Linked DNA regions of Homo sapiens: regions 2, 3 and 4 are each linked to region 1. The links are chromatin contacts, found by Hi-C or POLR2A ChIA-PET in ENCODE. All regions are on one chromosome and are shown on one strand. Each heading gives the region's core, a stretch centred on a gene start or an enhancer-like site at or near the end of the contact. The rest is flanking DNA. Distances are from core to core; before and after follow the strand shown. Region 1 holds the start of SLC12A4 (solute carrier family 12 member 4). Region 2 holds the start of PSKH1 (protein serine kinase H1). Region 3 holds the start of NUTF2 (nuclear transport factor 2). Region 4 overlaps DUS2 (dihydrouridine synthase 2).

Region 1 (6,182 bases), core at 1,095-3,594:
TGCCTGGATGTCTGTACTGCCCTCGGCTTCAGACCTCCTGTTCTGGCCTCAGCCATTCCAAAAATTCCAGGGCAGGTCTGGACATGCCTGCCAGGCTGAAGCTGCTCAGACACCACCTGAGATCCCCAGTAAATCTGAATATGGCCTAGGCCTAGGGACTGCCTGTGAGCTACACAACTGTGTTCCCACCAGCAACTGTGACTGCACCAGTGGCAGGTGGGGATCCAGGTGACCCTCCTGATCCCTGTGTACACGGACATCTGCCTGAGGTGCCCCCTCCAGCACCTCCCTACCCCCTGCCCACAGGCCAAGGTGGGCTGGATGAGCAAGCCCATCTAGGCCTCCCAGAGCAGAGGTGTGGGCACTGAACTGGGGAAGGGGCAGGAGATAGATCTGAGGCTCACTGTGCTTTGTGCCCTCTGACCCTTTGCAGTCCCCACCAAGGATCAAAATCACTCACCGGGGCTCAGGGTGTCCCCCATCCTGTAGACAGCCAAGGTCTGGCTGGAAAGGAGTAAGAGGAGGAGAAAGAGGAAGGGAGGCAGTGGGAGGAGCTGGCCTAGCTTGCGGGGATCTAGCAGGACTCAGCCAATGTAGCTCCAGGTCCCTCCAGTCACCCTGTAGGGGCCAAGGCGTGGCCAAGGTGGGGCCAGCAGCTAGGCTCAGCTCTGCCTGCCCACTGGTCCAGGCTGATCCTGGGGATGCAGCCCAGTCTACCCTCTGGGGAGAGAGGTCCTCCCAGGGTTAGGGAAGCAGGAATGCTGGCTTTTGCTTTGACCACTTGAATCAAGCTAGGGGCAGACAAGGGCATGGAGGCTGGGGCACTCACACAGCTGTCAAGCCTGTAAAACCTCTGCAATGTCCAGCAGCCCATGCCACTGTCCTGTGCTACCTCTGCACATGGCAGTCAAGTGATACACACACATAGCCATCATTCACATTGGGCATGGATCATCTCAGTCGTGTCACCATCACAGATGGATCAGAGGTCCAGACAACGTCACCTGACACGTGTCAACCACACACTTCCTACATATCTCCATCATGATCGGTCACAGATATCACAGGCATTTATCATCAGTCAAATCACCATCCTCATCACTGTCAACCCTGCAGGAAACAGGGGCTGTGAGAATGCCCTGACCTGAACCAGCCTTCACCCTGTGATACCCACAGCTACACACTTGTACAAGCACAATTACACATGCATATGCCACTACGTACACAGACACATGTCCTCAGCCGTGTTCGTGCTCCGAGGGTGGGCCTTAACAAGAACAGCCCTCTGGGGGGCCTCCTGGGGTAGGAGATAGAGAAAGGGCTGTGGAGAGACGCGGGCACCTGGGAGGAAGGAGGAGGGAGATGGGGCTTACCTCTCGGCCCTGGCACCTAAGTTAAAGAGTTAAGGTGCTGGAATCTCAAACCCAGGCTTGACTGCCCCTGGGCAAGTTATATAACCGCCACCCCTCCCTTCACTGCTTCCTAATGAGAGTAACAGTACTTATCCCAAGGGTGATGCTGGAGGATTAAACGAGTTAACTCACTTCAAGTGCCTAGACACGTCCGGCTCCATGTGAGTGCTTCACTGAGGCCCACTGTCCCTACAGATCTACACCGGCGCACTCACGGGCAGTTACCCATAGACCCCCCAGTAGGCACACTCTGGCCAGAGTGCAGGTAGGCGCAGAGAGGCACACGGAGGGGTTTGGGCAGTTGGGGAGCGGATCGTCTCAAAGGCAAAGACGCTGAATCTCAAATGAGGAACCGAGGCGAGAAAAGGATGTGGGATTCACCGAAGTTGAAGGGCCGGGAAGGGCCTGAGATGGGGTCTCGGCCCTGTCCCCAAGCCGGGCGGCCCGGCCGGCTGGCCTCCCTGGGCGGCCACGTCTGCAGCCCCCGCCCGGGGCCCACAGGGGAGGAGCTGGGGTGGAGAAAGCGGCCGGGCGCGGGCGCCGGGGGCCGAGGAAAATCGTGTCTGCGCGCGCAGGGCGGGGAGCCAGTGGCAGCGGCGCGGTCCAAAAAAAGTTGAGTCCGCACCGACGTGTGCGCGCAAGGTCCCGGGATAGGTGCGGGCGCGGGCCCGGGATGGCGGCCCCGGGTGGCAGGCCCCGCTGCCCCGCCACGGCCCCTCAGAACGCGCCCTCACCGTCCGAGTCATCCAGCTCGGCGCGCTCCCCGTAGTCCACCCAACTGAGCCCCTCGAGGTTGTCATAGTCGCCGCGCCTCGGCCCGTCCACTGGCACCACGGTGAAGTGAGGCATCGTGCGGGCTCGGCCCCGCCGCACCCGCCGTCCCAGCCGCCCGCCGCTGTCCCCGCCGCTGTCCCCGCCGCCCCGGGCCGACACGCCCCGCCCGCTCGCATTCCTCCCCGCTGCGCTCACTTCCTCCGCCCGCCCCCCGGGCCGCCCCTCGGGGGCGGAGAGCGGGAGGGGCTCGGCCGGCTCCTCCCAGAGCGGGGGCCCTGGTGGCGGGAAGACCCCTGGGCGGGAGCACTCCTAGTGGCTCCACGGCCTGGGGGCGGGCCCGATTCCTGTGTGACCTCGGGTGAGAGGCCGCCCTCTCTGAGCCCCAGATGCAACATTTGTAAAATGGGGGAAACACACTTCCACCTCGGGGTTGTTTTAGGGCTCCGTGAGATGGGTCGCGGAGTGTCCTGGCTCTGCGCCCTGGGCTTACGAAGCGCTCTGTTACTTAGGGACGGGGCAGGGTAGGCCGGACCGGCCCAGGACTGCAGAAGCCACCTGCCCAGGGCCTCCCACCAACCCCGTATACCTCCTTCCCATTTCCAGCGTCTGCATCCCATTTCTCCGCGACCCTGGGAACCAGACCCCCGCGAAGGTCCCGTCCCAGCCCTGGGCCCTCTAGCTGCAGCCTCTCCTGTTGGAGGCAGCTGGGGATTCTCGGTCCCTCCCCAGGGGCTGCTGCGTCCTCCGCAGGAAGAACACGCACACCCACCCTTCCCCGCCCCGCTTGCCTCGCTTGCCTTTTTGGGACAGTGCACTGGGTGCTGTAGCCAAGTCCCTTCATTTTAACTTTCTCTATCTCGCCTCCTGGGTGTTCCTCTATCCAAGCCGTTTACTTATTTGCTTTTAACGTTTCTTTCACTTTCTTCTCCACTGCTTCAGATTACTTATCTAGCTGGCTTTACTATTTTTTTCTCTATCAGAAAACCCCAGAGCCCATCTTACTTGTCTATCTCCACTCTTCTCCCTCGCGTGGCTCGGGTGGCGTCCTCTGACTACGCCTACTGCCAGCCTCCAGCCCTTGGGGTGGGGGGTACGGAATCAGAGCCGCTGGGCCCCGCAAGACGACCCCCGAGCTTACCACCCTCTGACCCCTCCCCCAGGGCCCCCGCAGCGGGCCCGCCGACCTGACCCCCCCGCCCCTCACGCCACCTTCGGCCGCCCACAGTAGCGGCCTTCCTACTGGACTCCCTGCCCTCGCCCCTGCTCACGTAGAGCCGCCTCTTCTGAAGGAAAATCCTACTAGCTCCGGGCCCATAAGGCCCTGCCCAATGCGGCCGGACCCCGACCTCTGCAGGCGCATCCCTCGCCACCCACCTCGCAGCCTCAGCCCTTCAAATCTCTCTCTCTCACCTGAGACCTATAGTTTCTGGGCATCACCCACTGTTCACTCTGGGGGACATCTACCTAGCCTCTGTCCCTACCCTCACTTATCAAATTCCTGATCCAGGCCTGGCGCGGTGGCTCACGCCGGTAATCCCAACACTTTGGGAGGCTGAGGCGGGAGGATCACCTGAGGTCAGGAGTTTGAGACCAGCGTGGTCAAATAGTGAAACCCCGTCTCTACTAAAAATACAAAAAAATTAGCTGGGCGTGGTGGCGGGTGCTTGTAATCCCAGCTAGTTGGGAGGCTGAGGCAGGAGAATCACTTGAACCCGGGAGGCAGAGGTTTCAGTGAACCGAGATGGCGCCATTGCACTCCAGCAAGAGCGAAACACTGTCTCAAACAGACAAAAAACCTCCAAGGCCGGCCTGGTGGCTCAAGCCTGTAATCCCAGAACTTTGGGAGGCCAAGGCGGGTGGATCGCCTGAGGCTGGGAGTTCGAGACCAGCCTGGCCAGCATGGTGAAACCCCGTCTCTAATAAAAATACAAAAATTAGCTGGGTGTGGTGGCAGGTGCCTGTAATCCCAGCTACTCGGGAGGCTGAGGCAGGAGAATCACTTGAACCACGGAGGCAGAGGTTGCAGTGAGCCGAGATAGTGCCATTGCACTCCAGCCTGGGCAACAGAGCAAGACTCTATCTCAAAAACAAACAAACAAACAAAAAACCTCCTGATCCAGGAGGTCTTGGTGGGGAGCACCACCTCCCCTCAGATTTCTCAGACACATGCCCTGCCACCCCACCCCACCCCTCATCTGGACTGGGCTGCCCTGAGCCTTTCCCTTCATAGTTCCCATTGCAGGCAGAAATGGATTGGTGGAAATCACTGATTAAGATTCTATCTATACTGTGGACTTTGCAAGGGCAGGACCCTGTCGGTCTTGTCACTCTGGTATCCTCAAAACCTGGCTGGCCCCAACACATTTTTTTTTTTTAAGATCTTAGAGGTGTTTGTTTGTTTGTTTTAATTTAGAGAGAGGGTCTTGCTCTGTCACTTTGGGCTGGAGTGCAGTGGTGCAATCACAGCTCACTGCAGCCTCAAACTCCTCAAATGATCCTCTCCCCTCAGCCTCCCAAGTAGCTAAGATGCCACCATGCCCAGCTAATTTTATTTATTCATTTCTCATAGAGACAGGGTCTCACTTTGCTGCACAGGCTGGTCTCAAACTCCTGGGCTCAGCGATCCTCCCACCTTGGCCTCTCCTAAAGTGCTAGGATTACAGTCGTGAGCCACTGCTCCCGGTCCCAACACATTTTTCAAATAAAGAATGAACAGGTGCCCTCTTAGTCTACCTCTTTGCTCTGCAAAGTTTCCGTATAGCTCCCACCCTGGCACTGCACACCCTGCAGCCTCAGGGGTAGGGTGGGGTGTTGTGCCAGGGAGATAGGCCACTAGAGCCCAACTGACAAACACAGAGGGGACGATGGGGAACTCCGAGGCCAGTACACATCTTCTCCAATATCACAGCCATCACAGGAAAAATAACCTCACAGGCCAAACTCAAAAGACATTTGAGGAGCATAGACATTAGGCCGGGCGCGGTGGCTCACGCCTGTAATCCCAGCCCTTTGGAAGGCTGAGGTGGGCAGATCACGAGGTCAGGAGATCGAGACTATCCTGCCTAACACGGTGAAACCCCGTCTCTACTAAAAATATAAAAAAATTAGCTGGGTGTGGTGGCGGGCGCCTGTAGTCCCAGCTACTGGGAAGGCTGAGGCAGGAGAATGGCGTGTACCCGGGAGGTGGAGCTTGCGGTGAGCGGAGATGGCGCCACTGGCACTCCAGCCTGGGCGACAGAGTGAGACTCTGTCTCAAAAAAAAAAAACCATAAATCAGGAATATCTAGAATATCTAGATCGAAAATTCAAAATTCAGTTGGGAGTGGTGGCTCCCACCTATAATCCCAGCACTTTGGGAGGCCGAGGCAGGCAGATCACCTGAGGTCAGGAGTTCGAGACCAGCCTGGTCAACATGGTGAAACCCCATCCCTACTAAAAATACAAAATTTGGATGGGTGTGGTGGCAAGCACCTGTAATCCCAGCTACTTGGGAGGCTGAGGTGGGAGAATTGCTTAAACCTGGGAGGTGGAAGTTGCAGTGAGCTGAGATGGCACCACTGCACTCCAGCCTGGGCAACAGTGCAAGTTGCCTGGGCAACTGCACTCCAGCCTGGGCGACAGAACAAGACTCCATCTCAAAATAATAATAATAAAAATAAATAAATAAAATAAATAAATAAATAAAATAAAACAATTAGCCTGGCGTGGTGGCATGTGCCTGTAGTCCCAGCTATCTAGGAGGCTGAGGCAGGATAATCACTTGAACCCAGGAGATGGAGGTTGCAGTGAGCCAAGATCGGGCCACTGCATTCCAGCCTGGGAGACAGAGCGAGACTCTGTCTGAAAAAGAAAAATTAGCCAGGTGTGGTGGCACATGTCTGTAATTCCAGCTACTCCGGAGGCTGAGGCACAAGAATTGCTTAAACCTGGGAGGCGGAGGTTGCAGTGAGCTGAGATCATGCCACTGTACTCCAGCCTGGGCGACTGAGCAGGACT
Region 2 (6,595 bases), core at 2,971-5,470, 75 kb before region 1:
TGCAGCCTTGACCTCCTGGGCTCAAGCGATTCTCTAGCCTCAGCCTCTTGTGTAGCTAGGACTATAGGTCTGTGCTACTAAACCCAGCTAATTTTATATTTTTGCAGAGACAGGGTCTCATTATGTCACCCTGGCTGGTCTCGAACTCTTGACCTTAAATGATCCTCCTCCCTCAGCCACCCAAAGTGTTGAGATTACAAGCACAGAGCTATCCTCATTATATAGCTAAGAAAAATGAGGCTTATGGGCCGGGCATGGTGGCTCATGCCTGTAACCCCTGCACTTTGGGAGGCCGAGGCGGGTGGATCACCTGAGGTTGGGAGTTCGAGACCAGCCTGACCAACATGGAGAAACCCTGTCTCTACTAAAAATACAAAAAATTAGAATTAGCTGGGTGTGGTGGTGCATGCCTGTAATCTCAGCTACTCAGGAGGCTGAGGCAGGAGAATTGCTTGAACCCAGAAGGCAGAGGTTGCAGTGAGCTGAGATCATGCCATTGCACTCTAGCCTGGGCAACAAGAGTGAAACTCCATCTCAAAAAAAAAAAAAAAAAAAAAGAAAAATAAAAATGAGGCTTATGGCCCAGCGCAGTGGTCCATGCCTGTAATCCCAGCACCTTGGAAGGCTGAGGTGGGAGGATAACTTAAGGCCCTGTCTAAATAAATAGGCCAGGCATGGTGGCTCAGGCCTATAATCCCAGTGCTTTGGGAGGTCGAGGCTGGCGGATCACCTGAGGTTGAGAGTTCGAGACCAGCCTGACCGACATGAAGAAACCCTGTCTCTACTAAAAATACAAAATTAGGCCGGGCACAATAGCTCATGCCTGTAATCCCAGCACTTTGGGAGGCTGAGGCAGGAGAATCGCTTGAACCCAGGAGGCGGAGGTTGCGGTGAGCCGAGATCGTGCAGTTGCACTCCAGCCTGGAAAACAAGAGCGAAACTCCGTCTCAAAATACATAAATAAATAAGCAAGTCAGGCATGGTGGTGCATGCCTGTAGACTCAGCTATTTGGGAGGCCGAGGTGTAGCGGGATTTTAAGGAATCAGAGAGACCAGTGGGGTTCAGGAGGATATTTATTAATTATTTAGGTGCATCGGCCCAGTCAGATTAACATCCAAAGGACTGAGCCCTGAACAAAGAGTTAAGTTACCTTTTAAGCATTTTGTGGGGTGGGGGGAGATCTGTGCAGGGGGAAGCATATTACAGAAGCAAGAAACAAAGACAGTTATTAAATTAATTGAGACATGCATTACATCATTTCTTTTTTTTTTTTTTTTTTTTGAGACAGAGTTTCACTCTTGTTGCCCAGGCTGGAGTGCAATGGCGTGATCTCAGCTCACTGCAACCTCTGCCTCCCGGGTCCCGGTTCAAGCAGTTCTCCTGCCTCAGCCTCCTGGGTAGCTGGGATTACAGGCACGCGCCACCACACCCAGCTAATTTTTGTATTTTTAGTACAGACAGGGTTTCACCATGTTGGCCAGGCTGGTCTCGAACTCCTGACCTCGTGATCCGCCCGCCTCGGCCTCCCAAAGTGCTGGGATTACAGGCGTGAGCCACTGTGCCCGGCCGCATTACATCATTTCTTACTTTTCAAGGAGAAGCATGTTTTACGACTTGAGTTTATCTGTCTAGTGACCTTGTAACTGCACAGCTAGTGAAACAGGGTCTTCACAATGCCTGGGAAAGGAGGAGAGATAAGGCTTCCTAGCCACAGAAAAACAGGCAGTTAATTTTTAAAGAACTCCAGCTCTTTCTCTTTCTCAGGGGGAATTGGGTTTTCTTACATACAACTGAGTTTCTACTTACACATTCTTTAATTTCTTTTAATTCCTGTTCCAGAGGCAGGAGGATCCCTTGAGCCTAGGAGTTCGAGGTTACAGTGAGCTTTGATTGCTGCCATGCACTCCAGCCTGGATGACAGAGCAAGACCCTGTCTCTATTAAAAAAATTAAAAAGGCCAGGTGCAGTGGCTCACGCCTGTAATCCCAGGATTTTGGGAGGCTGAGGCCAGTGGATCACCTGAGGTCAGGAATTCAAGACCAACCTGGCCAAAATTTAAAAAATAAAATGAGGCTGATGAGGCAGATGTCTTGCTTAAAGTCAAACAGCTCTGGAAGTGTCAGAGCTGGGATTTGATCCCAGGTATGTTTGGCACCAAAGTCTATACCCTTAATTATTGCACTAGACTTTTGGAAACAATTTTTTAACTTTTTTTTTTTTTTGAGATGGAGTTTTACTCTTCTCGCCCAGGCTGGAGTGCAATGGCGTGATCTCGGCTTACTGCAACCTCTGCCTCCCAGGTTCAAGCAATTCTCCTGCCTCAGCCTCCCAAGTAGCTGGGATTACAGGCGCCTGCCACCACGCCTAGCTAATTTTTGTATTTTTGGTAGCAATGGGGTTTCACCATGTTGGCCAGGCTGGTCTCCAACTCCTGACCTCAGGTGGTCTGCTCACCTGGGCCTCCCAAAGTGCTGGGATTACAGGCGCGTGAGGCACCGCGCTGGGCCACCATTGTTCTTTTTAAATGAAATCTTGTAAGAAACCTTACTACGGCTGGGCATGGTGGCTCACGCCTGTAATCCCAGCACTTTGGGAGGCCGAGGCGGGCGGATCACGAGGTCAGGAGATCGAGACCATCCTGACTAACATGGTGAAACCCCGTCTCTACTAAAAATACAAAAAATTAGCTGGGCACAGTGGTGGGCGCCAATAGTCCCAGCTACTCGGGAGGCTGAGGCAGGAGAATGGCGTGAACCCAGGAGGCGGAGCTTGCAGTGAGCCGAGACTGCGCCACTGCACTCTAGCCTGGGTGACAAAGCGAGACTCTTTCTCAAAAAAAATAAAAATAAAAATAAAAATAAAAATAAAAATAAAAATAAAGAAAATTAACCGGGCATGGTGGCAGGCGCCTGTAATCCCAGCTACTCGGGGAGGCTGAGGCAGGAGAATTGCTTGAACTTGGGAGGCAGAGGTTGCAGTGAGCCGAGATTGTGCCATTGCACTCCAGCCTGACAACAAGAGCGAAACTCCATCTCAGGAAAAAAGAAAAGAAAGAAACCTTACTACATAAAATAGACAACAATTTTTTTTTTTTTTTTGAGACGGAGTCTCACTCCATCGCCAAGGCTGGAGTGCAGTGGTGCAATCTCAGCTCATTGCAACCTCTGTCTCCCAGGTTGTAGCTATTCTCCTGTCTCAGCCTCCCGAGTAGCTGGGACTACAGGAGCCTGCCACCAAGCCTGGCTAATTTTTGTATTTTTAGTAGAGACAGGGTTTCACCTTGTTGGTCAGACTGGTCTCAAACTCCTGACTTCAGGTGATCCACCTGCCTTGGCCTCCCAAAGTGCTGGGATTACAAGTGTGAGCAGTGGCGCCCAGCCGACGACAATGTTTTATTGGTGTTAATTTATTTTTAGGTTTAAAGTATAACATTAGCTTATACAGTCAATCAAAGACAGTTCCATGTGCAAAGTACATACTCAATAAAGATTTGAATACAGAGCTACTGAAATGGGGAAGATGGATGGAGGTTACAATGCACTTACCATCTGCAGCACCTATTTTAACCCCTCCAAGTTGGGTTGACTGTAAAGTGAACCAGTTCTGATCCTATAGAGAAGTCATTGTGAATGGTAACAATTTTTTAAAAATCCGCTTGCTTTTCAGACTCGGCATATAAATTAAATTAACAACAACAAATAACCATGAGTCCAGAAGTTGGCCCAAGATTGACTTCACCTATCTACAAATTAACCCTTTGCATCTCTTCTTTGATGGAGGCCAAATTCAACACATGGAGTGTTGAAATTATTCTAAGTGCAGTTTTAAAAAATAGATTTTGTTAATGAAAATTAAGTCTATCCTTTGCGGAGTTCCAGAGGCACTTCCAGAAACCTCTGTTGGAAAGCATTGTTTACCCAAGCTCGCATTACAGAGTCCCCTTTCCCCCAACCAGAAACTTGAAACTTTCTCCCTATTTCCCGCGATCCTTCCTTTTTCTATCACCGACCCGTCTCGCAGGCAGCGGTCAAGTTACTTTGAGCGACAAATAGACCCACCCCTTCAGGAGAGTGCCCGTCCCCGCCCCGAAGAGGTTGATTGGCAGGCCACGCTCGGAGATCCGCCAGCCGCGTAGCCCAGTTTCGGGAGAGTCCGCCCCCGACCCGCCCCCGACCCGCCCCGTAGGCTTGTTTTGGCGTCAGCTGCGCGCTGTGATGACGCCACGACGCTAACGCCCGAGAATGGCGGCGGCGGCGGCGGCGGCGGCGGCCGCTGCCATTGCCCGGAGATGGCCGGCAGAGCCGCCGAGACGCCGAAGAGCCCGCCGCCCGCGCGAGGTGAGGCGGCCCGGCCCAGGACGACGGCCCGACGGGCGGGAGGGGCAGCCGAACTGTGGTCGTGGTCGCTTTCTGGCGCTCCGGGGCCTGCCCCTGGTCAGCCTGCAGCGTCGGCCCGTGCCCCGTGCGCCAGGGCCTACAGGGTTGGAGAGCAGGCCGGGCGATGGCTGCTCGGGTTCCCGGCGTCCGAGTCTGGACTGGCCTCGGAACGTGCTGTCGTGCTGGATAGCCCGTCTCCAGGCCCGCTTGGGCCTGGTGGACGTGGTCGGTTGCCCTGCCTGCTTGCTGTTCAGCCGCCCCGCGTCCAGAGCGGGTCAGGTTGATCCAACCTGGTTGTCCTTGTCCTTACTGCCTTCTCGCGCCCGGCGCCTACTCCACACCCCTCCTTTGCGTCTGCCAGGGGCCGGCGGGGCAGCTGATCGCTTCCTTGTGCAGGCTGGGAAATAGCAGGTCTGAGTCCAGCTGGGTTGCTTGCTTGGCAAGCTTGTCATTCCTCTACCTGCAAGGGGAAGCCTAGTCCCCCACACTTAGTCCCCCTCCATAAAGCGGCTGAAGTGATAATTCCCACCTGAAAATCTGAGTAAGTCCTTCACTGCCTGAAACTAGTTCCTTAGTGCCTTCAGGACAAAGGCCGCACTTCTTAGCAAGGCATTCAGGGCTCTTCGTAATCTGGTGAAGGTTTAACCAGCCAATCAACACCGGAGCACTTCTGTGCTCCCTTTACGTAGTTTATTGTTGTTAAAACGTGTGGCGCTCCTGTTAGCTCTGGTTTCATACCTTTGTGTTTTAGTATTACTAATTTTGAGACAAGGCCTCTATTGCCCAAGCTGGAGTGCAATGGCTCATTCATAGCTCACTGCAGCCTTGAACTCCTGGACTCAAATGATCCTCCCGCCTCAACCTCCCGAGTAGCTGAGACAAGAGGCACTCCCCTCCACGCCTGGCTAAGTTTAAAATTTTTTGTAGAGCCAGGGAGTCTGGCTTTGTTGCCAGAGCTGGCTTCAAGAGACCCTCCTGCCTAGGCTCCTAACATATTGAGATTATTAATACAAGCGTGAGCCACTGTGCTTGGTCCCCTTGTGCTTTAGATAACGCAGTTTTCTCAGTTTGCTATACACTGCCTTCCACCCCACCGACCACCTACCAGTGTTGGAAACTTACATCTGTCCTATAAAATCCACCTGAGATGTCACTTCCTAGGAAAAAAATCTACCTTGCTTGGCATGTAACCATTAACTCCTCTATATCCATGCTGCTACTATTGAGTACATCCTGTTGTGTCACATGGTGGTCTTCTGTCTGCATATGTCTGGCTCTGTGCCTGGCATAAAATAGGGGCTAGCCTCCAGTAGCATTTGCTGAATGCTGACTTATGAATGGATAGATTCAACTGTATTTTTGAGCACCTATCAGGGCTAGGATCTAAGATGAGCACAGCAAATGCCAGCGTATGTGTGTGGTAGGTAGTACAGCCTCTTAATCCTGGATAGTCCAAAATCTCCTGGGATAATTTTGTGATACAAAATCAAGAGCCTTACTGTCTGAGTTAGTTTTTTTTTTTTTTTTTTTTTGAGACGGAGTTTTGCTCTTTTTGCCCAGGCTGGAGCAATGGCGCGATCTTGGCTCACTGCAACCTCTACCCCCCAGGTTCAAGTGATTCTCCTGCCTCAGCCCCCAGAGTAGCTGGGGTTACAGGCAAGCACCACTATGCCCAGCTAATTTTGTATTTTTAGTAGAGATGGTGTTTCACCGTGTTGGCCAGGCTGGTCTCGAACTCCTGACCTCAGGTGATCCACCTGCCTCGGCCTCCCAAAGTGCTAGGGTTGCAGGCATAAGCCACTATGCCTGGCTGAGATTTTTTTTTTTTTGTTTAAACAGAGACGAGGTCTCGCCATGTTGCCGAGGCTGGTGTCGAACTCCTGGGCTCAAGCAGTCCTCCCACCTTGGCCTCCCGAAGTTTTAGGGTTACAGGCAAGAGCCACCACACCTGACCCACTCTTTGAGATTTTGATGAAGAAGATCTGGGGTAGGAATCTGTATTTTTTTTTTTTTTCTGAGATGGAGTCTTGCTCTGACACCCAGGCTGGAGTGCAGTGGTGCGATCTCGGCTCACTGCAACCTCCGCCTCCCAGGTTCAAGCGATTCTCCTGCCTCAGCCTCCCGAGTAGCTGGGATTACAATCACGCATCACCACGCCCAGCTAATTTTTGTATTCTTAGTAGAGACGGGATTTCATCCTGTTGGCCAGGCTGGTCTT
Region 3 (5,746 bases), core at 770-3,269, 120 kb before region 1:
GAGTAGCTGGGATTATAGGCACCCGCCACCACGTCGGGCTGATTTTTGTATTTTCAGTAGAGACAGGATTTCACCATGTTGGCCAGGCTGGTCTCGAGCTCCTGATCTCAGGTGATCCGCCTGCTCTGCCTCCCAAAGTACTGAGATTACAGGTGTGAGCTACCCCGCCCAGCCTCTATTTTTTCTTAGATTGAATATTGAAGGGGCAAGGATTACATTGCTTTTGTCTATAGCTCCAAGTAATTTAGCTCAAAGCCAATGTCTAAAAGTAAATGCCTTTAAAGCTCTGGGTTTACTGTGGGTGGTGGGGCACAAACGGAGACTTTCAGACCCCATAAAATATGACTCCCTTCTCTTTCTTACTTATGGACAAAGCCATCTGCCTGGGGACTTGTCTGTGGCAACATGCTGGGATGGTCCTAAAACTCAAGTCTCTGTTTCCCTTCTAGTCCCTTAGCACTGAGTTGGGAAAGTGGTGGGGAAGGAGTGAGACATAGGTTGTGTAGGTGGCTGGTTGGGGGATGGACTGGACCTCTGTCTTCCTAGGGTTAGATCTGGCTGGTAATCAGGTGGTGGAAGCACTGCAGTGCCCTTTGTTGCTCCTATTGGGCCAGTCTCACATCTTCCCGGTCGGAGCAAGGCCTTTTCCAGGATCCAGCCATGCTCTTCAGTGTATCCTTGAGCTCCTATTTATTGAAGGGACTTCTGCTGTTTCTGCATTGGCTCCCTTGAGGCTCTCAGCAGTACTCCCTGGACCCTCCCTGGTGTCTGGAGGTTATGGGCAGTGTTTTGGCTTCTTAGGGAGAAGAAGACAGTTCACAGAGCAAGGGAGATCCCAGATGCAGATGTATAAGCGGGGCAATGCAGAGTTCTCACTAGCTGAGTAATAAGCATCTAGTCAGGCAAAGTGTAGTGTTGACAGACCTGAGATTTAAAAAACAGAAGTGTGGTCCGGTCTTACCAGCCATCTCTTGGAGGGGTAGCCTGTGGGTGGGGGAAGGTGCAAAACTCTTGTGGAAGAACAGGAGTACTGAGAGACCTCCGGCCAGGAAGGAAGGCTAGGAGTTGCCTGGAGAGGCCTTGTAGCCATTTCCCTTACCTGTGGTACCCCAAGTTGGCTGCAGATCTCTTTGCCAAGCACAGGTCTGACCTAGAGACTGGCCTTACCACAAATGTTTGTGTTACCAAGAAAACAAATGGGCGTTGAAAGGAAAGGGCAATGGGTAGGAAGAGAACTATTTACAATCTGGTCACTTAAATCACAGCGAAATTTTGGGTAAGTCAGTCATTTCTCTTTCCTCATTAATAAAAATGAAACACTTAGCTGCTCTATCTGCTGCAAAAAAACCTTACAGAATGTTTTGGGGGGACCCCTGACTGTAGAAGTTTGAGGGTAACCTCTCCAACCAAGCCCCACCTGAGGGACATTTGAGTCTCCGGCCCAAGAATAGCCTAGCCTGCTCGAAACCAGCTTTGGGCCCGACTCGCCGAGGTGCAGGCGCACGAATGTTGGGATTGCAGGAGCTGTGCGTTCCGCCCGGGCTGGTTAAGGCCACACAGCTCGGAAGAGTAACAGCGGCAGCCATAGCCCCAAGGGGAGGGGGTTTCGTGAGCGGAAACGGCCCAGGGGCCCAGGGAGGGGCAGCTGGGCCAGCTTGGGGCCGGGCTGGGCTCCCACGGAGGCGGGGCCAACCCCCACCCCAGTGCACAGACTGGGCGGGGCCGAGCCAGCTGAGACCAGGAGACAACTGAGCCCTGACCCTAGCCTGGCGCCAACCTCTAGTGTTCCAGAGGCTTCCGCTAGACCACAATTCTCAGGGGCTTGCCCCGGCAGCCTCCCTCCCTGGCTTAGCCTCACCTCCCGCGCTGCGGGCCGTGTCTGGGCCTCCGCGCATAGCACGCCGGGAATTGTAGTTTTCTCTCGGCGCGCTCATGCCGGAAAGGGGGGGCGGTGGGACTGCGTCTCCCAGAGTGCAGCGGGGCGGGCGAAGGAAGGCAGGGGGGAAGGGACAGTCGGCCGCAGACCGCGCTGGGTTGCCGCTGCCGCTGCCGCCATCGTGCCAGCCCCTCGGGTGAGTGTCGGGGCCAGCACGCCGGGGCGGGGGCTGGGCCGCAGGAGCCGCTCTCTGGGCTGCCGGGAGGCTCCGCTGAGAGTCCCCGGGCGGCCCCTCCCCTCCCCCCCCCCCGGCGGCCCGAAGCCGCGCGGGGCCCGGGCCATGTGTCGCGCGCGGCTCCGCCTCCCGCCGGTCCTGTGAGGCGGCGGCCGGGGGTAACGCACAGAGAGCCAGCCGGGCGCCTATCTGGGCCGTACCGTGCTGGTGGCTGGTGCACCGGCCTGCGCCATGGCCAGGCCTTTTTCTCTAGTCAGGACCGTCCGGATGGGGCCTTAGGGCCCCGCCCCGTCTAGCCTGGCCCGGCCTGCGCGAGCCCCGCAAGCTCTGCAGGCTGGCTAGCGGGCAGACCCCAGCCCCACGTCCTGCTACCCACCTACGAAGGATCCGGGGATGGGCAGCGCCACCCGGCCCGCTCCAGAGTCAGCATGGGTAAGGGCGCCCGCCTGCCGCAGCCGGGGCTTGGGCCCCTCACCCTGTTCCCGACCATAGCCCGGCCGGGGTGTAGGTGAACGCCCCCTCCTTGTCTGCCCCTCGGAAGTGTACGTTTCTTACCGCGCCCTTTGTGGAGCCCGGACTGGAGTTCTCGCAGGGAGGGCAGGGTCAGGGAATATGAGGCGGGAGGGGATTCCACGGGAGACTTTATCCCTGTCTTGTCTTAGAGGATCTGGGCCTGATGGGGTGAGGCGGCTCCTGCCGGGTAGGCCCAGCCCACGCCCTTCTCTATCAGTGACCAGGCCCCAGCAGCAACACAGAATTGCCCCGCAGGACAGGATGACTTCATAAGAATGGGATGTTAAGGTGGGACTTAATGCACGGGAAGTAGAATTCAGGCCTGAGGTTCTTGAGCCTAGTGCTAAACCAGAACCTGGGCTGGAAGGGGCTTTGGGGGGTGGGGCACGTAGATTTCAGACTTTGTGGGGCCCTCCCGAAGCCTGGGTGGCAGAACTAGGGCTGGAAGCTCCAGAAAGTCTGGCTTCCCCTCACTTGCTTGCTCACTTCCCAACAACTGGAGCTGCCTGTAAACAGGCAGGAACCTGGTTGCTTTATGAAATTGCCCTTACTGATGCCATCAGAGACCCTACTGAGTTCTGGGGGAAGAGTTATCTTTGACCAAAAAATACTATCCTGATATCCTTTGTAAAGGCGCTTCTGATTGAGAGATGGTAAATTAAGGAACCAGTCCAGAGAAGACCTTGGGACTAGGGGAGAGATGGCATGTAAAGCGTTGATTTCTCTGAGCCGCAGTCTTTCCAGAGACTAAAGAAGTAGCTCAGGCCTGGCGCGGTGGCTCACGCCTGCAATCCCAGCACTTTGGGAGGCCAAGGCCAGCGGATCACCTGAGGTCCGGGGTTCCAGACTAGCATGGCCAACATGGCAAAAGCGCATCTCTACTAAAAATACAAAAATTAGCTGAACGTGGAGGTGCACTTCTGTAATCCTAGCTACTCAGGAGACTGAGGCAGGAGAATTGCTTGAACCCGGGAGGTGGAGGTCGCAGTGAACTGAGATCATGCCACTGTACTCCAGCCTGGGTGACAGGGCAAGACTCTGTCTCCAAAATAAAAAAAGCTGGGTGTGGTGGCGTGCACCTGTAATCCCAGCTACTTGGGAGGCTGAGGCAGGAGAATCGCTTGAATCCGGGAGGCAGAGGTTGCAGTGGGCAGAGATCATGCCACTGCACTCCAGCCTGGGCGACAGAGCAAGACTCTGTCTCAAAAAAAAAGAAAAAGAAAAAAAAAAAAAGCAGCAGCAGCTCAATCTCTGCAGCTCTGGCCTCAGGAGCAAGCAGAATATCAGGTCTCTTAGAAGGGCTGATTGAGACCCAAGGTGAAGAAAGCCACTGACCCTGCATATTTTTTTCTTCCTCCTTGAATATTTTCCCAGGTAATGTTTTTCTGTTCATTTCTGGTCACTTCTTCCAAGTACTCTTGACCTAGAAGTTTTCTTGCATATGAATTGCTCTGCCTAGTTATTCTCCCTGGTCAGGAAGAATAGGCAAGAATGCTGCTCAGATTTTACCAAGCCCTGCCTTCTCTCTGGATGTAACTTTCCTAGTCCATATCCTGGCCCATGAGGACATGGAAATCAGGTTCATCCAAGAGGCTCAGGAGAGGCCAACTTTGCCAGTGGAGCTGGGCAATAAGGAGGGACTACCCACAGGACAATGAGGTGAAATCTAGAACTAGAAGCAGTTATTTCAAGACCCTGTAGATTGTCTGCGTGGGTACTTTCTAGGACACAGATTTCAGGTGAGCTGGCTTACGGCTATGGCGTAGTTTGCGTATTTCATGGCCCTGGGTGACTTGACCAGGAGAGTTTTTGTTTTTCTCTCGAGACGGAGTCTCTCTCTGTCACCCAGGCTGGAGTGCTGTGGTGCGATGTCGGCTCACTGCAACCTCCGCCTCCTGGGTTCAAACGATTCTCCTGCCTCAGCCTCCCTGGTAGCTGGGACTACAGGCGCACGCCACCATGCCTGGCTAATTTCTGTATTTTTAGTAGAGAAGGGGTTTCACCATATTTGTCAGGCTGGTCAAACTCCTGACCTCAGGTGGTCTACCTGCCTTGGCCTCCCCAAAGTGCTGGGATTACAGGCATGAGCCACTGATCCCGGCCTAATTTTATTTTTATTTTTATCTATTTATTTATTTTGAGACGGAGTCTCACTCTGTCACCCAGGCTGGAGTGCAGTGGTGCGATCTCTGCTCATTGCAAGCTCCGCCTCCCGGGTTCACAGCATTCTCCTGCCTCAGCCTCCCGAGTAGCTGGGACTACAGGCGCCCACCACCACGCCCAGCTAACTTTTTGTATTTTTAGTAGAGACGGGGTTTCACCGTGTTAGCCAGGATGGTCTCGATCTCCTGACCTCGTGATCCGCCCGTCTCGGCCTCCCAAAGTGCCGGGATTCCAGGCGTGAGCCACCACGTCCGGCCTTATTTTTATTTTTTGCAGTGATGTCATCTCCATATGTTGCCCAGGCTGGTCTCAAACTCCTGAGTTCAAGCGATACTCCCACCTCAGCCTCCCAAAGTGCTGGGATTACAGATGTGAACAATTGCCCAGTGATCACAAGGGTTTTCTTCAGGGACAAAAAGATACTTTTCCTTCTCCAACGTTACTCAAGAGTAGGAGGAATTCAGGTCCCTCCCTCTCATTCCAACCTCTAGAAGTTCCCTGTAACTTCTTTTTTTTTTTTTTGAGATGGAGTCGTACTCTGTCTCACAGGCTGGAGTGCAGTGGCGCGATCTCGGCTCACTGCAAGCTCCGCCTCCCGGGTTCACGCCATTCTCCTGCCTCAGCCTCCCGAGTAGCTGGGACTATAGGCACCCGCCACCACGCCCGGCTAATTTTTTGTGTGTTTTTAGTAGAGACAGGGTTTCACCATGTCAGCCAGGATGGTCTCGATCTCCTGACCTCGTGATCCACCCGCCTTGGCCTCCCAAAGTGCTGGGATTACAGGCGTGAGCCACCGCGCCTGGCCGTTCCCTGTAACCTCTTTGTCTGAGGTCAGCTAGCCATTGCTAGGCATCCTGATCCTGAGAATTCGTTAAATGTTTCTGGAACTTGGCGGGCCATCTAGGTCTCAGATATAAGAGAAGTGGCCTGAGGTTCTCCAGGATCTATCTGCATCCTCT
Region 4 (6,367 bases), core at 67-2,566, 96 kb after region 1:
CCCCAGTTAGAAATAAAGGATGCTATCTGTTGAGAATTCTGCAGACCCTTGGGGTGAGTAGGGGTGGAGAGTGGGATATCAATCTCTTTGAGAAAGCTTCTACCAGGTAACTCTGATATATGCTCCCTGGATTAAGAACCTCAGTTTTATTTTATTTTTTTAAATATTTATTTATTTATTTTGAGAGGGAGTCTTGCTCTGCTGCCCAGGCTGGAGTGCAGTGGTGCGATCTCAGCTCACTGCAACATCCACCTCCTGGGTTCAAGTGATTCTCCTGCCTCAGCCTCTGAATAGCTGAGATTACAGGCATGCACCACAACACCCGGCTAATTTTTGTATTTTTAGTAGGTACGGGGTTTCACCATGTTGTTCAGGCTGGCCTTGAACACCTAACCTCAGGTGATCTGGCCTCCAAAAGTGCTGGGATTACAGGTGTGCGCAGGGCATCCCCCTTGTGTACACTGTACTTGGGCCATGGCTGACAATTGGCAGGGCCAGGACATGAACTCAGGTCTCAGTGCTTTCCAGGCCTATGCTTTCCTATCCTCATCTGCTGCCTCCCAGAAACCAGGGGAGTGAAGGAGACTGCTTTTCTTCAGTTGGCCAGTGGGTCTATTGAGGCAAGCCTGCTTGTAGGTAGATGTGCTGTTCCTCTGCTCAAATATGGACTTGTCTCTCATTCTTTCTCCCCAAAGACTTGGATCTGGAGAGTTGGTGTCCAGGAGAGTGTCATGCTAGAGCCTGGCCAGAAGACAATCTCTAGTTGCCATTTCCCCTCAGTGTGACCCTTGCAAGTGCCTAGGGTTTTTGGTTACCTAATTTCCTTCCTAGTCCTTAACACACACATGAAACACACAGAAATACTGAAGAAAGTACTGAGAGCTACTTGGATAAAATAGCAAAAGGAAGTTCTACAAGACAGAGAATTGGATCAGACCAGCTGGTGTTGCTTAAATCACCAAATGTCAGAGGATTCTAAGTGAGCACTTGTAATGGAACCTTTTAGAGATGTTGCTCTGAGCATGAAGGATGGGACTAGAATGAGAATTTTTATTGTATTTCTTGATGAACCTGTCAGTCCCGCCCTTAAAATGTAAGTGCCTCTTTAAGGCCTGCCAGGGTGACCCTAAGACCTCAGGCCAAGTCTGCCTCCTGGAGCAGCACCTAGAGACTGTTCCTTCCTGCCAGTCCCTGGCATTTGGGCCAGCAGGTCCTGTCTTGCTCATGAACTGTCTGTCAGTCCAGCCTCTTGATCTGATGTCTTCTGGAATGGCCTGCTTCATCCTGTCCCTGATAGGCCTCCACTACTGGTTTTTGCAACCTGGCTCTCTGCTGCCCCCGCCTGTCTAGAATCAAGACTGGCAGCAGCCACCTAGATATCCCCCTGCTCTGCTAGGCAGAGATCCAGTTCTTGGAAGAGGGTTCTTGGGATCATCTTTCCTCCAGCTTGCCTGGCCTGAAATTTCTGATGAGGGAAGAAGATAGCAATGACACAGACATGCAGTGTCATCTACACCTCTCTATCTCTGATTCTTGTGTGGTCTGGTCTTGCTACCTCCCTGTCACTTTCCTGCGTGACTTCTTGATCTTTCTTTGAAATCTTTTGCAATTGCTATGTGATAAGCACTTTTAAATATGTGCTTATCTTATGAGTATGTTGTCTTTTCCTTTGCCAGTTTCACTCATGTATGTCTGACTGCCCTAAAGAGGAATGCAGGCCCCCCTTAAGAGCCTTCCTGTTCCCTCACCCTGTAAGTCCTGGAACAACACTTAGGGAACATTCCCTTCACCCAGGAAAGAAGCTGTCTGCCCCCCCGCTTTTTTTTTTTTTAATAGAAACAGGGATGGGCTAGGTGCAGTGGCTCAAGCCTGTCATCCCAGGACTTTGGGAGGATAAAACAGGTGGATTGCTTGAGCTCAGGAGTTCGAGACCAGCCTGGCCAACATGGTGGTCCCAGCTACTCTGGAGGCTGAAGTGGGAGGATGGCTTGAGCTAGGGAGGCAGAGGTTACAGTGAGCCAAGATTGTGCCACTGCACTCTAGCCTGGGAAACAGAGCCAGACCCTGTCTCAAAACAAAACAAACAAACAAACAAACAAAAAGGAAACAGGGTCTTGCTGTGTTGCCCAGGCTGGTCTCAAACTCCTGGCTTCAAGCAATCTTCCCACCTCAGCCTCTCAAAGTGTTGGGATTACAGGCATAAACCACCACACCCAGTTAGCTATGTGTTCTTTTTTTCTTACTTTTTTTTTTTTTTTAGCCGTGTGTTCTTAACCAAGGCTAGGCCTCAGAATGATTCTGAGGACGGGCTGGAGTGTGTTGGGCAGAGCCTTTTGAAAACACACATTCCTAAGCCCTTCCCCTAGAGACTGACTCAGGAAATAATAGTGTGGAATTCAAGAGTGTGTATTTCTTCAGTTCTCCAGATAATTCTGGTATTTGTCCTGGCAAAGGCTCAGTGAGCTGCACACAGGTGTACACGCGTACCCATTCACTCACTCATTCAGTATATTTGACAAATATGTGTATACCACTAGGTGCCAGGCAGGTGCTGGGGCTCCAGTATAGAACAAAGGCAGGTCCCTTGCCTCATGGAGCTTATGTGTGTATGTGTGTAACAGACACACACATGCATTCACACATATGCAAACTGTTCATGCCACCGGAATGCACAGCCTGTAGCGGAGTTAATTAGTACAGGCAGAGTGATGGTTTGTTCCAGAAGACATAGGTGCTCTTGTGTTTTCCTTTCTGCAGATCCTCAGCACTCTTGTTAAAGGGACACGCAGACCTGTGACCTGCAAGATTCGCATCCTGCCATCGGTAAGGATGGTGTGTTACATATGAAGGTCCATTCTCTCTGGTGATGTTGGATTTAGGTTTGTGAACGATTCTTGAGGTGCTAAATTAGGCTTGGAGGAGAGAGTAGAGCTGAGCCTACTTTAGGAGGCAGCAGCTGCTCCTTCTGGAGCTTCAGTAACCATCCTGTGTGGTCCTCCTCCTCAGCTAGAAGATACCCTGAGCCTTGTGAAGCGGATAGAGAGGACTGGCATTGCTGCCATCGCAGTTCATGGGAGGTGAGTGGTCACCTTTCTAGTGACTGGCAGGGAGGTCCTAACCCATCTTAGTGATCCTTCCTTAATTGATCTGTCACCCCAAGTGACAGCCAATTTCTCTTCTACATATTCAGCCTACCTCTGCCTAGCTCTTTGATATCTTATGAGTCTGGAGGGCAGGCAGACCCTGAATGGGCTTTTGCATTTGCCTTTCTTTCATTCATGGAGTGCCTATTGAGGGTAGGTACTGAGGTTTAGAGACACAGAGAGACTAAGAAAGGAGAAACACCTCTACTATCAGGATGTGTAAATGCTAGAGATTGAGTAATTTGCTCAAAATCATACCATGCAGCCAGTACGTGGTGGAATTCTGACCCTCATGAGAAAAATCTCATTTATTTCCTTCCCTCCCTCCCTCCCTCCCTTCCTTCCTTCCCTCCCTCCCTCCCTTCCTTCCTTCCCTCCCTCCCTCCTTCCTTCCCTCCTTCCTTCCTTCTTTCCTTCCTCCCCTCCCCTCCCCCTCCCTTCTCCCCTCCCTCTCCCATCTCCTCCCCTCTCCCCCCTCCCCTCCCATCTCCTCCCCTCTCCCCTCCCATCTCCTCCCCTCTCCCCTCCCATCTCCTCCCCTCTCCCTTCCCATCTCCTCCCCTCCCCCCTCCCCTCTCCTCTCCCCTCCTCTCCTCTCCTCCTCTTTGTCATTCTGTCACCCAGGCTGGAGTGCAGTAGCGCAGTCTTGGCTCACTGCAATCTCCATCTCCCGGGTTCAAGTGATTCTCCTGCCTCAGCCTCCCGAGTAGCTGAGATTACAGGTGCGCTCCACCATGCCCAGCTAATTTTTATATTTTTAGTAGAGACAGGGTTTCACCACGTTGGCCAGGCTGGTTTCAAACTCCTGATCTCAGGTGATCTGCCCACCTTGGCCTCCCAAAGTACTGGGATTACAGGCATGAGCCACCAGGCCCAGCCTCATTTTCTTTCTATTATATTGAGCAATGACTTCTCCCTTGAATAATCCCAGACAGACTGCTTTGTTTATGTGTTTTTCATTGTTGTTGTTGTTTTTTGAGACAGTCTTGCTCTGTTACCCAGGCTGGAGTGAAGTGGCACAATCATAGCTCACTGCAGCCTCAAACTCCTGGGCTCAAGTAATCCTCCTGCCTCAGCCTCCTGAGTAGCTGAAACTACAGGCACATGCCACCACACCTGGCTAATTTTTTATTTTTTTGTAGTGACGGGATCTCCTTATGTTGCCCAGGCTGGTCTCAAACTCCTGGGCTTAAGTGATCCTCCTGCCTCAGCCCCTCAAAGTGCTGGGATTACAGGCTTGAGCCACCATACCCAACCTATTCTTTTAAAGGCTCTGCCTCTCTTGTCTGCATTTGTTGGACTGCCAGCTGTCACAATGACTAAACAATCCTTCTAGCTGTAGCTAATGTACTCTATGCTGAGAGCTGAGGTTCTGAAGGCCACCCTTGGCTTACCATTCACACTTGTTCCCTGTGTCCAGGATGTGATTTTGTACAGCATCTCAGGTCAGTAGACTTGGGCCAGAGGGACCTCTCTTCTCTGAGTGATGTTCCTTTGGGCTTAGGGGTCTTATAGGAAGAGCCCAAGTTGTTGATTGTGCTCTTACAACATTTTCAGAGAAGGGAACCCAGAACTCCCTTCATACAAAGCAGAGCAAAGCAGAGTTGCTTGGGTTGAAGCCAGGAGGGAGGAGTACACACTTGTACACATATGCGCCTTCCCAAGGCAGCAGGCTTTGGATTCAGACTCCCTGGTTTGAGATCCCGGCTCTGCTGCTTGTTAGCTGTATATCCTTGGGAAATCACTTAACCTTTCTGAGCACAACATTCCTTGTTTAGAAATTAAGATAATTTCTACTTTATAGGGTTGTCCCAGGGCTTTTATGAGATTGTGAATATAAATCCTTGGCACAGTGCCTGGCATGTAGTATTCTTTCTCTCTCTTTTTTTTTTTTTTTTTTTTTTGAGACGGAGTCTTGCTCTGTTGCCCAGGCTGGAGTGCAGTGGCATGATCTCGGCTCACTGCAACCTTCGCCTCCTGGGTTCAAGCAATTCTCCTGCCTCAGCCTCCTGAGTAGCTGGGATTACAGGTGCCTGCCACCATGCCTGGCTTTTTTTTTTTTTTTTTTTGTATTTTTAGTAGAGATGGGGTTTCACCATGTTGGCCAGGCTGGTCTCAAACTCCTAACCTCAAATAATCCACCCACCTTGGCTTCCCAAAGTGCAGGGATTACAGGCGTGAGCCACCATGCCAAGCCAGTATTCTCTTAATAAAGGAAGCTATTATTTTTTACCCGTAGTTGGGAACACTCGGAAGACAGATGTGGGTGAGTTTGAAGAAGCCCTTTGTGACCATCAAAGCTGGTGAGATGGGCTAAAAGTGACCATTGGAGATGTAGGGAGACAGAGGTAGAGGCTAGGTTGACAGGGCCCTCGACCCTTTTGTTGAAGAGTATAGTAGAGGGGCCCGGGCGCGGTGGCTAACGCCTAGAATCCCACCACTTTAGGAGGCCGAGGCGGGTGGATCACATGAGGTCAGGAGTTCAAGACCAGCCTGACCAACATGGTAAAACCCTGTTTCTACTAAAAAAAATACAAAATTAGCTAGGCATGGTAGCTCATGCCTGTAATCCCAGCTACCTGGGAGGCTGAGGTAGAATTGCCTGAACCCAGGAGGTGGAGGTTGCAGTGAGCCGAGATTGCACCATTGCACTCCAGCCTGGGCAACAAGAATGAAACACCATATCAAAAATAAAAGAACAAGAGTATAGCAGAGGGGACATACTCAGACAAGAGCTGGACAAGGGCTATCTGGTCGACCGTCTTGCTTGCTTTGTTGCTGAGCACAGCTCAGGTCAGGCCTCACGTCAGCAGCCCTAAAACTCATGCACAAGAACTTGCAGTTGACTTTGGAAGGAGGGGCCCCAGGTTGTGGTCCTGCCTCCCTTGTGCCGTGGTGTGGCAGCCATGGTCCGTGCCTTTCCTGGGTGCGGGGCCTACCCTGTGTCAGGTGCCTCTCCCTAGGATCAGCTGTGCAACTTGGCTTTGGCATTGGCAGCTGTGTGGGAGTGGCCAGTCTGAGCAGCAGCAGCTGTTCCCAGTCCCTTGGAGAGGGCAGGACTGGGACAGTAGGGGCAGCACTCTTATGGCCCTGTCCCTCATCTCTGGCAGAGGCAAAAGGAAGCTAGGGAAAAGCAACATGACCTTGGGAGCCAGGCCACCCACCATGCCCCCCTGCAGCCAGGCCTCCCCTGCAGGCCTCCAAGAGCTGGACTTGCCGTCTCA

What was found. Hi-C counts contacts between places; a loop is a spot of excess contacts on that map. ChIA-PET counts read pairs that join two places held with the same protein, here RNA polymerase II (POLR2A). Pooled maps may share reads with other maps.
Region 2: a loop to region 1 is called in a map of CD8-positive, alpha-beta T cell, with 13 times the contacts of the local background. The contact joins the promoter of PSKH1 here to the promoter of SLC12A4 in region 1. A Hi-C loop is called at or near these places in 3 of 168 maps with a recorded cell type or tissue (CD8-positive, alpha-beta T cell and naive thymus-derived CD4-positive, alpha-beta T cell), 10 of 37 single-sample maps with no recorded cell type and 24 of 50 pooled maps. POLR2A ChIA-PET finds 5 or more read pairs at or near these places in 9 of 52 experiments (CD8-positive, alpha-beta memory T cell, H1, HEK293 and 6 more).
Region 3: a loop to region 1 is called in a map of CD8-positive, alpha-beta T cell, with 2.7 times the contacts of the local background. The contact joins the promoter of NUTF2 here to the promoter of SLC12A4 in region 1. A Hi-C loop is called at or near these places in 1 of 168 maps with a recorded cell type or tissue (CD8-positive, alpha-beta T cell), 4 of 37 single-sample maps with no recorded cell type and 17 of 50 pooled maps. POLR2A ChIA-PET finds 5 or more read pairs at or near these places in 7 of 52 experiments (AG04449, H1, HepG2 and 4 more).
Region 4: a pooled map shows a loop between it and region 1 (5-fold over the local background). The contact joins the enhancer-like site here to the promoter of SLC12A4 in region 1. A Hi-C loop is called at or near these places in 1 of 168 maps with a recorded cell type or tissue (endothelial cell of hepatic sinusoid), 1 of 37 single-sample maps with no recorded cell type and 10 of 50 pooled maps. POLR2A ChIA-PET finds 5 or more read pairs at or near these places in 8 of 52 experiments (A549, H1, HepG2 and 3 more).

The regions. Positions count from the first base shown.
Region 1 is chr16:67,966,293-67,972,474 of GRCh38, forward strand. It overlaps SLC12A4 (solute carrier family 12 member 4), which reads right to left and starts at 2,345. Exons shown (of 24, transcript NM_005072.5): 1 at 2,147-2,345. The coding sequence starts at 2,261. RefSeq lists an enhancer at 1-479 and silencers at 1,238-1,297, 1,808-2,137, 2,268-2,597.
Region 2 is chr16:67,889,034-67,895,628 of GRCh38, forward strand. It overlaps PSKH1 (protein serine kinase H1), which reads left to right and starts at 4,221. Exons shown (of 3, transcript NM_006742.3): 1 at 4,221-4,338. RefSeq lists silencers at 3,958-4,017, 4,348-4,467.
Region 3 is chr16:67,844,914-67,850,659 of GRCh38, forward strand. NUTF2 (nuclear transport factor 2) reads left to right here and starts at 2,020. Exons shown (of 5, transcript NM_005796.3): 1 at 2,020-2,072. It overlaps CENPT (centromere protein T), which reads right to left and starts at 2,780. Exons shown (of 16, transcript NM_025082.4): 1 at 2,488-2,780. RefSeq lists silencers at 1,506-1,775, 1,976-2,325 and an enhancer at 2,796-2,905.
Region 4 is chr16:68,063,560-68,069,926 of GRCh38, forward strand. DUS2 (dihydrouridine synthase 2) reads left to right here. Exons shown (of 17, transcript NM_017803.5): 9 at 2,758-2,823; 10 at 3,007-3,077. Among named protein-coding and RNA genes, the nearest start is that of NFATC3, 19 kb to the right of the region's middle. Within about 2 kb of position 1,317, at least 25 of the 41 ENCODE cell types and tissues checked have a DNase peak (open chromatin) inside an H3K27ac peak, as active enhancers do.